Linked DNA regions of Homo sapiens: regions 2 and 3 are each linked to region 1. A link is a loop called in an ENCODE intact Hi-C map of the cell type or tissue named here. Cell type or tissue: PC-9. All regions are shown on one strand. Region 1 has its middle 100 kb from the start of MATN1-AS1. Region 2 has its middle 33 kb from the start of MATN1-AS1. Region 3 has its middle 200 kb from the start of MATN1-AS1.

Region 1 (5,000 bases):
GAATGGAGCTGAGACCCAAACAGGTGAACGACTTGTGTGATGTTTCATGGCAGGGGATGGGGCCTGCAACCCAGAACTTCTGAGCCCCCAGACCCTAGTCTCATGCCTCCTTACTGGACCCCATGCCGGGTCTCACAAGGTGGTCACTGCAACAGCTTCAACCCCAGCCATCATTCCCAGGCCACACAGCCAACCTCCCTGCCACGATAGTAATTACACCTCTTGGAGGTTAATTTGTAAAGAGACAGTGGAAGTCCTTATTTTAATAGCAATTATCAAAATCATGCTGGAGGGGTGCTGTGTAATGGGTAATTATCTGCAACAGAACAACAGTATCGTCAATTCTATTGAGCTCTTTCCAACGAACCTAGAGTTAATCCTGGAAAGCAGCTAGCGTCAGCTGATATTTGTTTAATAATATTCTTATTAAATTCAAATGGAAGTCCCTTTAAAAATCTTCCCCAAGAGGAATGTGGCTAGTTTACCAAGACCTCAACTCCACGGTGTCCCACTGAATTCCCATGGAGTTTGTCAGCATCCCTCCCTGTACCACATCACCCCCTCATATCAAGGCTGGACCACCTTCACCATTTGTATCCATTTATGTATTGGTTCAGTTACTCATTTGCTGGTTAATCCTTGTACATTTACTTCATTCATTCACTCATTTATTCATTCACTATTCATTATTCATCTCTTGCATCGGTTTCAAAATCTATTTAAAAATTCTTTCTCATGTTGGGCGTGGTGACTCTTGCCTATAGTCCCAGCACTTTGGGAGGCCAAGGCAGGAGGATTGCCTTGAGCCCAGGAGTTTGAGACCAGTTTGGGCAACATGGTGAGACCCCATGTCTACAAAAAATACAGAAATTAGATGGGCATGGTGGTGTGTGCCGCTAGTCCCAGCTACTCAGGAGGCTAAGGTGAGAGGAGAACTTGAGCCCAGGAGGTTGAGTCTGCAGTGAGCTGAGATGGTGTCACTGCTCTCCAGCCTGCACAACAGAGCAAGACCTTGTCTCAAAAAATTACTTCTCACACTCATTCACGTGTGACTATATCCTTTCTTCCATCATTAGTGCCCCCATTTCTTCTTTCATTTATTTGTACTTTGTTCAGATATTGTTTTCTTAGATTTTAATATAAGTGGTATTCTACCTCTCATTTACTTCTTTTTATTTATTCATTCTTTCTTTAATTGGCTCATCCATTCATTCGTTCACTTACTAATATGCTTTTTCATGCATGACTTCATTCATTCATTGCTCTTTTATTCATGCATGGGTTTGTCCATTTATTCATCAAACATGTATTGTTCGCTCATAAACTATGGCCGTTTTGTGTCTGGTCTGAAGTGATCCAGCCTTGTTCAGCTCTCCAGCGTTTTCTGGGCATCTCAGAAAATGCTGGGCAATTTTCTTAAGTAAAATTCTTTGTCAAAGTGTAACAAGATGACACTGAGTTTCCAAGATTGGGTGACTAGGAGAGTTGCTCAAACCTTGGACCCTGGGAACACAGTGAGAGTTAGGTTAGAGAGAAGTTGAATTCACTTTTGGACATATTGTGTTTGAGCTACCAACAGCTCACCCAGGAGGAGACATGGGATATGTGGAAATGCAGAGATCAGTGAATTAGGCCTGGGGTGGGAGCAGAAGACCTGGGGTGGGTCTCACCTCTGCACACCTTGCCTGGGACTGTGTATAGCAGAAGCACCTTTCCTGTGATTTCTGTCTCTCGCTGTTTGCCCAGGGTGTAATCAAGAAATGGTGAAGTCTGAAGAGAAAAAATTTGGTCATCTTGACCACCACCCAGCCACTTGTTCCCTGATGTGTTTCATTTTGAAAGTGGTTTCAGGCAAATTTTAGCCAAGTTGATCTTTGCTGCCTTGCTGAGCTACTTCAGCTCCCAGGAGCACCTACTGGGTGGAAGACACTGAGTTTGGGACGCTGGGATCAGGCTGAAGTTGGTTTACTGGGTGGGTCTGGAAGAGGCAAACACAAAAGTTGACCCTGAGGTGGTGCATGCCCCTGTTCCTCCTTGGCATGTGGGCTGGGGTCCACCTTCTGCAGGTAGGTCTGCCCCTCTCTCGGGGTCTCTGCTCCCAGGGATGAAGGGCTGTGGGTGGCGATTCTCCCGGCAGCCAACTGCCCAGGTCTCCTGAAAAACCTCATCTCCCAGGGAGTCCCTGCCTAGACCTAGAGGGAAAAGTGAGATGCCTCATTCTGTTTTCAGGCCCAAACAGCTTTCTCCAGTCAAGTTTCACCAGATACAAAGCTGAAAGTCCATTTTCCTGTTTGGTCCTAACTAGCAAAGGAGCAGGATCTCTGTGACTGGCCCTGGGAGAATGACAGCAGCTCTCTGTGAGCCCACACTGCAGTCCCTCCCAACCTCAGCTTTCGTGGCCATCTCAGAGAGAGGCAGAGCAGCCTCAGGTCCCTCCTTCAGGCTCTGTCTTGAGAATTCAGGTCTGGGCAGCTGGAACAGGAGTGTGCAATTTGGAATCAGTTGAAATCCAGCTCTGGCAGGTGACTCACCAGCAATGCAATCTTGGGCAGGTCCCACCACCTCTGCGAGTCACAGCTGCCACATTCACGCAGTGGGGATAATTATCCCCACCTTCTGGGACTATGGGGAAGATCGAGGTGATAGAGGTGAAGATATCTAACCAACTCTGCTGCCTCATTCATCCAGGGTGAGTCACAACATTCTCACCGAGAGCGACATTTCCTCTCACTTTTGTTCTTTGAATCAAAGTCTCAAGATCAATAAGATTGTCCTTCCTGCCTCCTCTCCACTCCTTCATTTATCATCCTTCATCTTTGACTGATTTATAATTTTAGAAGTTGGAAGGAATCATAGAGACCAAGGAGTCCATGTTTTACACATTGGGGGAATGGAGGCCCAGAGAGGAATAGCAACAGGTTCAAGGTCACCCTGCCGGCTTGGGGAAGGGTCCTGACACCTGCCCCCCAAGAGTGCAAGCCCCATTTTCTTGTCTGCTGGGCTGCACCTCTCCATTTTCTTGGGTCCCCTGTGATCTACTGGGAATGCTTTCCTGATATTTTCATTGAAAACAAAACCCAACAAAATGAATGGTATCTTTAAATTGCTACATTGCTCTGTGGCTGTTTTCTTTTCTTTTTTCCTTTTAAGATGTACACACACACACACACACACACACACACACACACACACACTGCTCCCTGCCTGTGTCAACCAGCCAGATTTTCTAATCTAAACTGACAGTCAGTTTCACTCCAGAAGAAATGTGTGTGATCTCTTGCCCGTGTGAACATAGTGTGCTATTGATATAATCACCGTCCAGTAAAAAGCCCACTGAGAGAATATATTGCAGGAGGAAGGGTTTAACTTGGGAAAACTCAAGTTGCCGCACACATATATTTTACCTCTCAAACATTTTTTTTTAAACCGAGGAGGAATAAATCACTTTTAAAGGTTACTTTACCCTTAAAAAGAATCTGAATGTGCATCTTTCAAGCACATGTCGTATGTGTGAGATGTCAGCGTTTTATCACTTGTATAATCCGGCCCTCTTGTCTTTTCCTATTACTCCGAAGACCTTGGCAAGCAACTTACCCCCTCACCATATCATCAGTGATATTTTCTATGCAGTCTGAAGATTTGTCTTTGTTAATCTCCTCTGAGAGATGACGTCGGTACTAGGCCAGAGCAATGTGGCCAGACAGCCAAGAGATTTCAATTTAGGGCTCCCAGAACTTTCAGTATATGAGTCATCACAGCTACCATCGCCTGAGGGCCTACTGTGCGCCAGCACTGTGTCAGACGCTTTTTAATTAATCATCTCTAACCCTCCAGCTCCCACCCTGATTCCATTCACTGTCACCCACTGCCAGGATGATTGCAGGAGATGCCCGATCATCTCCCCAGTTCGATTTCACTCTTGCGCCCTGTGGTCTCGTCTCCACCTAGAAGCAGGAGAGAGCCTTTAAAAATGCCCCTGCAACCATTTCCTTCCTTGCTCACACTCTCCATGGGTGCCCAGCTTCTGCAGATTAAAGCCTGAGTCCTCTCCTGGTCCCAGGCCCCATGACCTCTCTGACCTCATCCCCTACCCCTCTTTACTCTGCCCCAGCCACTTGGGCCTCCCTGCTGACCCTTGAGCATGCCAGGGTCACTCTCACCTCTGGGAATCTGCACGTGTGGCTTCCGCTGCCTGGGCTGACCACCCAAGATGTCCTCATGGCTCCCAGCCTTCGGGCTGTTCCCAAGTGAGTCCTTACTGAGGCCTTTCCTGATCACCCGTATAAAACCGCACCCCAATCTCCTGACATTCTTCATCCCCCATCTCTATCTGATGTCTCCTCATCGCTTACCACTATCTGGCATATTCCGTGTATATTTGATTTATTTCCCTTGCTTATCATCTGTCTCTGTAGCAACACATAGCATCTGTGAAGAAAGGGGTGTTGCATTGTTTTGCTTATTAATAATTTCTAGAGCTTAGAATATTGCCTGGCACATAAATACTTATTGTATGAATGAATGAAATAATCTCATTTGATTTGTGTGTGTGGTCAGTCAGAGATGTTAAGACAATTAACAAAACTGGGTGTGGTGGATCATACATGTAATCCCAACACTCTGAGGGGCCAAGGCGGGTGGATCACTTGAGCCCAGGAGTTTGATCAAGGCCAGCCTGGGCAACATGGCGAGACCTCGTCTCTACAAAATATAAAAAATTAGCTGGGCATGGTGCGTACCTGTAGTCCAGGTACTCGGGAGGCTGAGGTGGAAGGATAGCTTGAGCCTGGGAAGTTGAGGCTGCAGTGAGCCTTGAATGCACCACTGCACTCCAGCCTAGGTGATTGAGCAAGGCCCTGTTTCAAAAAGGGAAAAAAAAGCAATTGACAAGTAATGAATGAAAATATAATCTCAAGACTGCATGACAGAGAGTGACCAGGGGCTACTTCAGGTTGGAGGCATGGAAAAGCCTCTTTCAGGAGGTGGCATTTGAACTGAGA
Region 2 (5,000 bases), 67 kb before region 1:
CTCTCTCTTTCTCTTTCTCTCTCGCTCTCATCTACTCAGTCAGGCTGGTCTATCAGACTCTTGCTCTATTTCTTCCCTCTTGTTCTCTCTCCCTTGTATTCACTTGATTCTTCCCCTAGAAACCCAGATGGAGGAAAGGGGGTGACAGGAGGATGGGCACTGTGGAGCCTTGTGGTCTGCGATTAGAACCCTTGGGTTGACCCTGAGTGTGATGAGGATGCGAACCTTGGTGGTTTGGGAGCAGAGGAGTGACATGCTCTGATTGATGGGTTACTGTGACTGGCTGCTGGGTCGAGGAGAGTCTGCAGAGGGTGGGCGTGGATAAAGCAAGGCATCCCTGTGGGCAGGTGAGAGAGGCAGGTGGCTGGACCAGGGAAGTCATGGTCATGGGAAGTGGTCAGTTTCTGGCCATGTTTTGAAGTTAAAGCCATCAGGATTTGCTGGCGGATTGAATGTGGGTGTGGCAAGTGAGGTGTCAAGGAGGACTCCAAGGTTTAGACTGAGCCACTAGACGGATGGAGTGTCATTCATGGAGATGGGGCAGCTGTGGGAGGAGCAGTCTTGGGGACTGCTGGGGACAGCAGCGAGTCTGGAGTTAAGTTTTGGATGCTGAATTTGAGAAGCCCATTAGACCTCAGAGAGGTGACATGGAAAAGGCAGTTGGATATAAGTACCTGGAGCTCCAAGCTGGAGAAACACACTTGGGGGTTTTCAATGCTCAGTCCCTATTTAAGCCTTGAAACTGGCTTGGGCCATCTAGGCAATAAGGCTAGACAGAGAGAAGAAGAGATCTGAAGACCCAGCCCTGGGGCATTCCCATATTTGGAGGACATGGTGATGACAGAAACAGGCAAAGGAGGCTGAGGAGGGGTCCCAGTGCTTCCTCCCCTTCCCTGGAAGCCCCCAGACCCAGCCTGTGGACCTGCCCAAGAAAGAAAGATGCAGAAAAAAAATAAACCCTTCCAACTTGTATTGGGAGTCAGAGGGGAGGTAGTACATGATGTGGGGGTTGAAATCGGAGCACTGGAAAAGGCCAGATTTGGACACACAGGATTTACAAAAATAGCAGTTAAACAGCCTCTTCTCAAGTTGATGAGCTGCTAGAAAAAGCCGCACTAAATTAAAGGGTTGTGCTGTCTCTGCACTTAGATTCCCCGCTCCTCTCTCCCTACTATCTGCTTCAGCCCCCCCAAGGAAGTCCCACAGCCTCCCCCCTCTCTCATTCCTTTTTTTTTTCCTCCTCCCTCCTCCCCCAGAGCTGTACCCTGAGAGGTTCCAGTGCAAGCAGAGAGCTGCGAAAGGGAGGAGGGCAGGAGGCGGACAGCTCTTCTCCCTCAGCACCCACCCCAGCCCCTGCGTTCCATCCCTGTCTAGGAGCCATGGAGGATCCCAGAGGGTCCCTCCTGCTGACAGGTGCCCCTGCCTCTACCTCCACCTCCTCTTAACAGTGGGGGTGGGGGAAGTGCAGGACCTAGGGGCTCTTGACTTCAGCTCCTCTCCCCTGAGGAACGAGGCCCACATTCATGGCTAACCAAGACTGGCCTTAGTGGCTTCGCACCTGCTGGGCCTCCACTCCCTCCGCAGCCTGAGCTGGGAAGGACCCTGTCTCCTGGCTGCCCCCACCACCTATAGCTCCTGGCGGGGGTGCATTTCAAGATATTCAGGGAGGAGGAAGCTGAGCCTAGGTCTGCAATCTCTTACCGAAAAGAAATTTATAAAATGCGTAAGGCATAGCACTCACGCAGCTGGCACTAACTGGGTGGCCACCCCGCTCGGCTGCAGGTGAGGAGGTGGGGGCTCAGGGAGGTCGAGAGGAGCAGAGGAGGACCTAAGTCCAGCTCTGCCTGCCACTCGGCCCTGGGTCTTTCCATTGTTGGGGGCGGCTCCGAGGCTTTGTTATTCATTCACTCATTCCTCCAGAACACCAGAAGCCCGGCCCCTGGGAAGCTTGGGTCCAGTAGTGGCCCCAGAGAAGACAGGGCAGGGGCCCAGAGGGGTGCAGAGGAGCTGGGGAGGGGAGGACACTGGTTTGCTTGCGAGGAGCAGGGGAAGCGAATGGGGCGCTCTGCTGGGAGGCACTGAAACCCACTGGTACTGGCTTAAGTCACAGCTGGGACCTGACTCCCAGGAGAGGTGAGGTGGGGAGGGCAGCAGGACCTGAGGGAGGGGACTGCCCTTTCTCCCTCTCGGGTCCCAGCTCAGGGCCAGCCTTCCGCCTCCCGCCCTCCGCCTCCAGCCCTCCGTCTCCCGCCTTCCCTCGCTCAGGTCCAGCCTGTGGACAGGGCCCGGTCCGGGTCTCGGGGCAACCCAGGAGTTGATTGGTCCGACTGGGTTCAGGTGTCCACCCCGGTCCAATTAGCTGTGGCGGGGGCGTGGCCACACATCATATGCAGGTGCCCGGGGCCGTCCTAGGGTCCAGAGAGGGCGGGCGTTGTGGGGCGGCGTCCCAGGGACTGTCAGGGACTGGAAGCCCAGGGCCGGGGGAGGGGGCGGTGTCGGGGGCTGTGGGTGACGTAGGGCGGGTGGCGGGCGGGGCGTCGCTGTGCTAGGACGCAGAGGGGACGCGGCCCTGCCGGTCGCCGCGCGGTGGCATCTCTCTCCGCTGTCACCTGGAGCAGAAGGAGCTTTCCCGGAGGAGCCTCGCTCTCCTCACAGCGCCCTCTTTCCTTCTCCGCTTTGCTCATCACGCTGGTGCTGGTTTAATTCATTTGTCGGGTTCCTCGACGGTCGTCCTTGTTCCCACTGGAAAGTCAGTTCCCGGGGAAGGGGGCCCCCGTCTGTCTCTTTCCCAGCCAAGAGGCTGCTGGGCCCGGGAGGCGCCCACCGTGGGGGAAGTCGGAAGTTATTTAATATTATTAACAGCTGTTAACATTAATTGAGCACCCAGTGTGTGTGGGCCCCGTGCTGAGAGCCTCTCACCCGCTGTCGCATTTGATCCCCACAACAGCCCCTGGCAGAGGTGACAGTGCTGTCACCTTGTTACAGATGAGGGATCTGAGACCCTTAGAAGCAAAGCGCCAGACCACATGGGTAGCAAAGCCAGGACTTGAGCCCAGCCTGTCTGACTCCAGGTTCATCCTCAGAACCATGCACCATGCTGCCCTGCTGTGTGCCAGGCCTTGTGCTGGGAACACAGATGGAGGATGCACTGTCCAAGTGGGGCCCATGGTGAGTCAAGGAGTTGAGCTCTTCACAGTGGGTAATGAAAGGTGTTGGTGTTTGGCTGACTCCCCTGTCTGGACCTCACTCAACGGATGGGAAAACTGAGGCCCAGATTGAGGCAGGGGCTTGCCTGATGTGACAGAGCCCAAGTCCTCCAGGTGGGACGTGAGAGATGAAGGGGGGTGGTCAGAAGCTGTAGGTCCCTCTGGTGGTGTTTGTTCTCCAAGGATGCAGAGCTGAGGGGCTCAGACCCTTGGCCGTCCAGGGCCCAGCACAGTCTTGGGTGGGGTGCGAGGCTTACTGTGTGGGCTCCAGGGGAATTAAGTGAGCAGCCAGCCATGTGTGGGTGGATGGAGCAGAGATGGGAGGGAAAGGGCTACTCCCTTGAATTCAGGTCATGTGGACATGATGTCAGGGCAGGTGGTTGGAAAAAACAAAACAAAAAACAAAACAAAACAAGACCAAACAAACAAACAAACAAACAAACAAACAAACTAACTATAGGAAACTACAGAAACAACAACCCAACCTTACAGAGTATTATTCAACATATTTGGTGGGTACTGAAGACCGAGAACTTTCTAAAGTTGAAATGTTGTGAAGTTGTCACTTTGTAAAGAAAGAAAGAGTCAGTAGGGCCTGTACCAGTAGGGATGGAGGTGGCCTTTGTCCCTGATCCCCCCTGGGAATCCTCCTGCACTCCCAGGAAGGGTGGTGACGAAGGTCTCTGTGACTGGCCACTGTAGTGGAGCTGGGGGCTGCACGATAGCATTGACCCCCTTGGATTTGTCTTGGCTGCCTGGAGATAATGGTTTTTCCCCCAAAGCCCTTGCATTCTCCAGAAGGGACCTTGTCTAGTTGTCCCCTGCTGGTCCCCAGGCTCAGCATGGTGCCAAGTAGTGTGCAGTGGACGAATGAATAAGTGCAAAATCCTTTACCTTTTCCCTGACACTCACTCAAGTACGCACGCAGGGCAGGGGCTATATAGCAAATTGTACAAGGTTTACACAGCACCCACTTAGGACTGGAACTCCTGTTCCTGGGCCCACAGAGCAGTTCCAGAGAAGGAGAGGTGCCAGACCTTGCAGCGCAGTGGATGGAGGCTCTGGAAATGGAGAGCATCTGGGTTTCAACCAGCCTGGGCAAAAAAGTGAGACTCAGTCTCTACAAAAAGAAAGAAACATTGGCAGGGTGTGGTAGTGTGCACCTGTAGCCCCATCTACTTGGATGCTGAGGTGGGAGGATCCCTTGAGCTCAGGAGTTTGAGGCTGCAGTGAGCTATGATCGAGCCACTGCACTCTAGCCTGAGTGACAAAGGGAGGCCCTGTCTCAAAAAAAAAAAAAAAAAAAAAAAAGAAACAAAGAAAAGAAAGAAAGAAAAGAAAGTATTTCATTGTGGGCAGCATGCTAAACTTCTGAGTCTGTTTCCTTTTCTATAAAATGCTACTTCAGAAGCTATTTTCAAGAATTAGGAAAAAGAAAAGCATGTGGACCACTTAGCACAGAGCTGGAGGGCTAGGCATGTAGTAGACAAGGAAGGAATGATATTATTTAGGATGATAATGACGATTGGCCATGAGGGCAGGGGTCTCATCTGTCTTGTTCACTGCAGCATCCCTACGGCCTGCCCTGGCCTGGCACATAGTAGGTGCTCAGTGCATGTAGCCCCTAGACTCCACTGCCAGCAGCCTGAGGTCTTCTCTGTGCAGTTGGATGGATCCTTCCTGATCCCCCTCCCACCAGAGACAGCAGCAGACTCTCAAGGAAGGAGCAATTTCACGGGATTCTCAATCTCTCTTTTTCCCTTCAGTGCCGATCCATTTCCTTATTGGCTTCAG
Region 3 (5,000 bases), 95 kb after region 1:
AACTGTGCGGACCTCCCTGGTCCTCAGTTTCCTCCTAGGATTCTGCCTCACGTGGTTCAAAGAGGGTTGTGGGGGCCACATGGGGTTTCAAAGAGAAAGCACTTCATAAACCATCATGGGGCACACATCAGAGAATTTCCTCCTCCTCTTCTTCTTCCCTCTGTTCCTCTTCCTGTTTCTCTTCCTCCTCCTCCTCCCTTTCCTCCTCTTCCTCTTCCTCCTTCCCTTCCTTCTCTTCCTCTCTCTCCCCCTCTTTCTTATCCTCCTCCTCCCCTTCCTCCTACTCTTTCTTTCCCTCCTCCTCCTCTTTCTTCTTCAGCAGAATTTGGGGCTCAGTTGTAAGATGATGGGTTAACTTCCTTTTTTTATTTCCCCCCAGGGTAAGCTTTCTATGCGGCTTCAGAATCCCTCTGCATAAGCGGCCCCCATTCCTGATGCCCCTCACACCAGCGGCTCACCCCAGGCCTGGCTGGTCTAGGGCAGAGCAGCATTAGCGCTGGGCTAGCTCATGTGGGCGTGTGGGGGAGGAACACTGAGCTTCTGTTCCTCACATGTGTCCCATGATCTTGTCTTGATGGTGTCCTGATTATTCACTGGGGAAACCGACTGACTTCCACGGCAGAAACTCTTGGAGGGGCAGACACTGGAGGCGGCCCCACTTGTCCACAACCAGCGACTGGCCCCTGACCTTGGCCAGATGCTCTCCCTGCCCTGGAGGGAGCACTCGGCCCAGCTCAGGCCCCATGGAACTGGATGCTGGCTCCTCCTTTGAAATCCAGGAGCTGCCCCAGCCACTGTTCCTCCTGGTTTGACTTGCTGCTCTTGTCTTCAGTGCTGCAGCAGTGGCACCTCTGCACATCCAGTACCTTCTCCTTCTTCTCTTTTTCTTTCTTTCTTTCTCTTTCTTTCTCTCTCTCTCTCTCTTTCTTTCTTTCTTTCTCTTTCTTTCTTTTTCTCTCTTTCTTTCTTTCCTCCTTCCTTCCTTCCTTCCTTCTTTTCCTTCCTTCCCTCCCTCCTTCCTCCCTTCCCTTCCCTTCCCTTCCCTTCCCTCCCCTCCCCTTCCCTTCCCTCCCCTCCCCTCCCCTCCCCTCCCCTCCCCTCCCCTCCCCTCCCCTCCCCTCCCCTCCCCTTCTCACCCTGTCACCCAGCCTGGAGTGCAGTGGCACGATCTTGGCTCACTGCAACCTCCGCCTCCCGGGTTCCAGCAATTCTCCTGCCTCGGCCACCCAAGTAGCTGGGATTACAGGCGCCTGCCACCACACCCAGCTAATTTTTGTATTTTGTAGTACAGATGGGGTTTCACCATGTTGCCCAGACTGGTTGAACTCCTGGCCTCAAGTGATCCACCCACCTTGGCCTCCCAAAGTGTTGAGGTTACAGGCATGAGCCACCGCGCCTGGACTGTATCTTTTTCATACATCATCTAGAATCCAATTCTGCTGCTGTAGGCAGACCCATGACAAGGAAAAATAGTTTATCCCATATGCCCTGACCCACCCACAGGGCTGAACGATTGTGGCTGTGTGAACCTCAGACCCACCAAAAAAGGGAATGAAAATGGAGTTCACAGCAGCCTTCTTGATGAAGGGGGAGGCAATGTCACCCCCTTTCCTTCCCCATTCACTCCCCATTCCCTAGCTTCCTTCCCCAAACACTCTCCATTCCCTAGCTCTGAAACACTGGTCCTCATGATCTGGGCCAGGTGGCAGGAGGTGCCAGGTGACATATGTGAGCCAGGTGACAGGTGTGATGCCAGTGGCCCCACCTAGACTCTGACTCATGGTGGCTGGGCCCTTGTCCTTGGTTGCTTGATGCAAAGGGAACAGTAAGGACCACACCGGGTGTCAGTGCATCAATCAGCAAACACAGAACAAGCTCTTGGCTGGGGCTTGGTGCTGTCATGGTCTTTTTATAGCCACTTACAAGCTTGTGGCTTTGGGCAAGAGATATAGCCCTGAAACCTTGTTCTCACCTGGAAATGGTGATGGTGTTGACCCTGAGTTCCTCATGGTGCTGTTGTGAGAGTCAGGTGAGTTGCTCCACAGAGAGCTCTCAGGACAGCAGAGGCTACGCCATGATGACAGTGGCAACATGAGGCTGATGCTGGCTCTCCCATTCCCACAGCTCCCCATCATCAGGTTCAGCACCTTCTTGTTGGTCCATCTCCCAAAAGGCTATGTCATCAAGAAGGGGCCTCATCCCTCCTCTCTGGCTTAGCTGGTACTATCACCTACATATTGGAGGAGGGGCACATTTTTATTGTCTCAAGGCTTCATCTCATCCAGAAAGGAGGAGTTTACTTACCCTGGGAACTAAATCATGCTGGCAGTCAGGCCAGCAGAGACCAGCACGAGCTTGGGTCTTTTGCTGTCTGATCATAGTGGTTATGTGTCATAGCCAAGCTGACATTTTTTTCTCCTTTCTCACCTTCTAAAGAAAGATGACCATCAACAGGAACTATGCCAGTTTAATCTCTCTGAGCAATGTCTCACCACCAGTGCAGGGACGTGCTAGGAGAATGTATGATCCAACCTGCTCACTGGGAAGGTAATTCCAGGCAGCAGGAACAGCAGGAGAATTTGGGGAAACCGAGGTACAGGGTGGGAATTCAACCTGCTCAAAGTCACATAGTAAGTTGGTGACAGAACAGAGACCAGGATTTGATCTCCTGACCCATGGCTGATGTAGTCTTGGCTCTGCCTTGGCCCACGTGGTTTTGAGGGGTGTGGAGACAGCAGTGAAATGAAGCCCATGGAGCAAAGGCCTCATGCTGGAACTCCCTGGGCTTCAGAGGGGCTGGCGCATGAGGGCTTTCCCAGTCTGGACTGGGGCCAGTGGACAGACTTGAGGTCATGATAGCGGGAGATGAAATTGTCAGAGGCGCTCGGTGAAATGAGGACAACCTGGCAGATATGGTCTGTCGGTATCAGGTTGCCAACTGCTTGCCAACACCTCCTAAATGAGTGTTGCCTGATCCCAGTTTGGGAAATGCCGTGTGCAGGCATTTAAAAGTCAATGTGATTTCACCATGAACTTTCACAGAATTGGCTGGGCTTCCCTGCGAGTTTGAGCAGAGTTAGGAGGTGTGAGCATGTGTTTTCTCTATTCCGCTGACATATGATGCAATGAATCCCCGTCTCAGATGGAGCTTGTGTTCTGGTGGGGGATGCAGATAGTACACAAGCAATCATGCTGGGAAGTGAGAAGTTCCGTGGGGGAATTGGACAGGGTGAGGAGACGGAAGTGAGGAGGGTGGGCAGTGTGTCAGTGGGGATGTGGCAAGGGACAGATGAGATGGCACAGTCAAGTCAGGCAATTTTTGGAGAGTGTAAAAAAGAGACCAAGAAGGCGAAGGCATGGGCAGGGCATAAGGAAATCCTGGAGATGGTGCTGTTTCCTGGCATCCGGCAACAGAGGGCTCCATTACCACCCTTGGGTTTGCGAGGGTGCGGGGAGGAGCAATGAGTGGAACCCGGAGATGGAGAAAGCTGGGTGGAGGAGCCCTGCCAGGGGGCTGGGTGGGGAGGGACCACATGATAACAGGAGCTGAAAGCTGCAGTCTGAGGAAAGCTAGCCTTAGCTCTTCCCAGGGCAGGACCTTGTCAGGGGATAAACACCCCAACCTTCCTCTCCTCCTCCTTCCTTGATCTCCTGCTGGGGCTCCCTGTTAACCAAACTCACCTTGAAGCCAGAGGATGAGGAGCCCCTTGATGTAGCCGATAAGGGCTGCCACCCAGAAGCACAGAGTAGAGGGGACAAGGGTGAAGCGAGGGTGGGAAGGGACACCCCTGTGCAGGGGGAAGGGTGACCTTAGCACAGTGCTCAGGGAAGATGATTTGGAGGAGACAATGTTGAAATTGACAGCTGAGGCTGAGAAGGAACCAGCATGAGAAAAGCCAGGGGAGGGAGCTCCTGGGAGAGGGAACTGTAGGGCCAAATGATTGAGAGGCAGGTGAGGCCAGATCCCATGGCCGTGAGGGCTGGGTGAGAAGCTTGGGTTTTATTCCAAGTTTAGCCGGAGGCAATGGCTGACTTTTAAGCAGAGGAGCAACATGATTCCACCTGTGAACCAGGCAGGGATGGGGGCAGGGGATGTCAGGGAGGCTGTAGCTGTGGGCAGGCCAGATGAGAGGCCTGGACTGGGCAGTGGGCAGAGATGAAGGGACATGACCGGAGTGGGATGCATTTTGGAAGGAGTATCTCAAAGAGCTGCAGGATGGATCAGATGCAGAGGGCAGAGGGCAGAGGACAGGAGTGATCAAGGGGACTCCAGGGCTTGTGGTCAGTGTGGGGTGGGGTGAAGCTGTGCCCTGGGCTGGGTAAGGTGGGAGAAGAGTCAGTTCAAGGGAGGAAATAGCCCTGTTTTAAACAAGAAAGCTGAAGATGGGTTTTAGACCTCCAAGGGAAAATGCCAGAGCAGGCAGCTATGAATCTGGGGCTGCCTGTTTAGAGGACAGGGGGTCATCTTTGAAAGGACAATTACATTAATTTCATTTTAATTGAAGGACTTGTTCATTCTTAATTATTCTTAAAATCTTAGCACTTTGGGAGGCTGAGGTAGGTAGATCATCTGAAGTCAGAAGTTTGAGACCAGCCTGGCTAACATGGCGAAACCCTGTCTCTACTAAAAATACCAAATTAGCCAGGCGTGGTGGTGCATGCCTGTAATCCCAGCTACTCTGGAGGCTGAGGCAGGAAAATGGCTTGAACCCGGGGAGCAGAAGTTGCAGTGAGCCAAGATCGTGCTGCTTTTCTCCAGCCTAGAGAAAAGAGTGAAACTCTATAACAAACAAACAAAATATGTGTATGGGGGTTGGTGAGATGTTGGTCAAAGGATGTAAAATTTCGGTTATATAAGGGGAATAAGTTCAAGAGATCTATTGTACAACGTGGTGACTATAGTATTAAAATATGGATATTTACTAAGCACCCTGCTGTGCTGGGCACAGTCTTGGGAGCAGAGGATATGCTGGCTGCAGATCAGAGGAGGCTGCATGAGG

Evidence for each region. Hi-C counts contacts between places; a loop is a spot of excess contacts. Peaks named below come from ENCODE experiments on the same cell type or tissue, not always from the same donor. Only the 100,000 strongest peaks of a DNase experiment are listed, where the experiment ranks them.
Region 2: a loop joins it to region 1, with 13 times the contacts of the local background. A loop is called at or near these places in 2 of 110 quality-filtered maps.
Region 3: a loop joins it to region 1, with 8 times the contacts of the local background. A loop is called at or near these places in 2 of 110 quality-filtered maps.

What each region holds. Positions count from the first base shown.
Region 1 is chr1:30,616,141-30,621,140 of GRCh38, reverse strand. No RefSeq gene overlaps it. Among named protein-coding and RNA genes, the nearest start is that of MATN1-AS1, 100 kb to the left of the region's middle. RefSeq lists enhancers at 1,972-3,171, 3,389-3,558. In PC-9, no CTCF peak of the experiment used is centred here; a DNase peak (open chromatin) is centred at 2,590; H3K27ac peaks cover 2,173 bases.
Region 2 is chr1:30,682,893-30,687,892 of GRCh38, reverse strand. No RefSeq gene overlaps it. Among named protein-coding and RNA genes, the nearest start is that of MATN1-AS1, 33 kb to the left of the region's middle. In PC-9, CTCF peaks have their summits at 2,496 and 2,706; a DNase peak (open chromatin) is centred at 2,402; H3K4me3 peaks cover 753 bases.
Region 3 is chr1:30,520,648-30,525,647 of GRCh38, reverse strand. No RefSeq gene overlaps it. Among named protein-coding and RNA genes, the nearest start is that of MATN1-AS1, 200 kb to the left of the region's middle. In PC-9, no CTCF peak of the experiment used is centred here; a DNase peak (open chromatin) is centred at 2,397.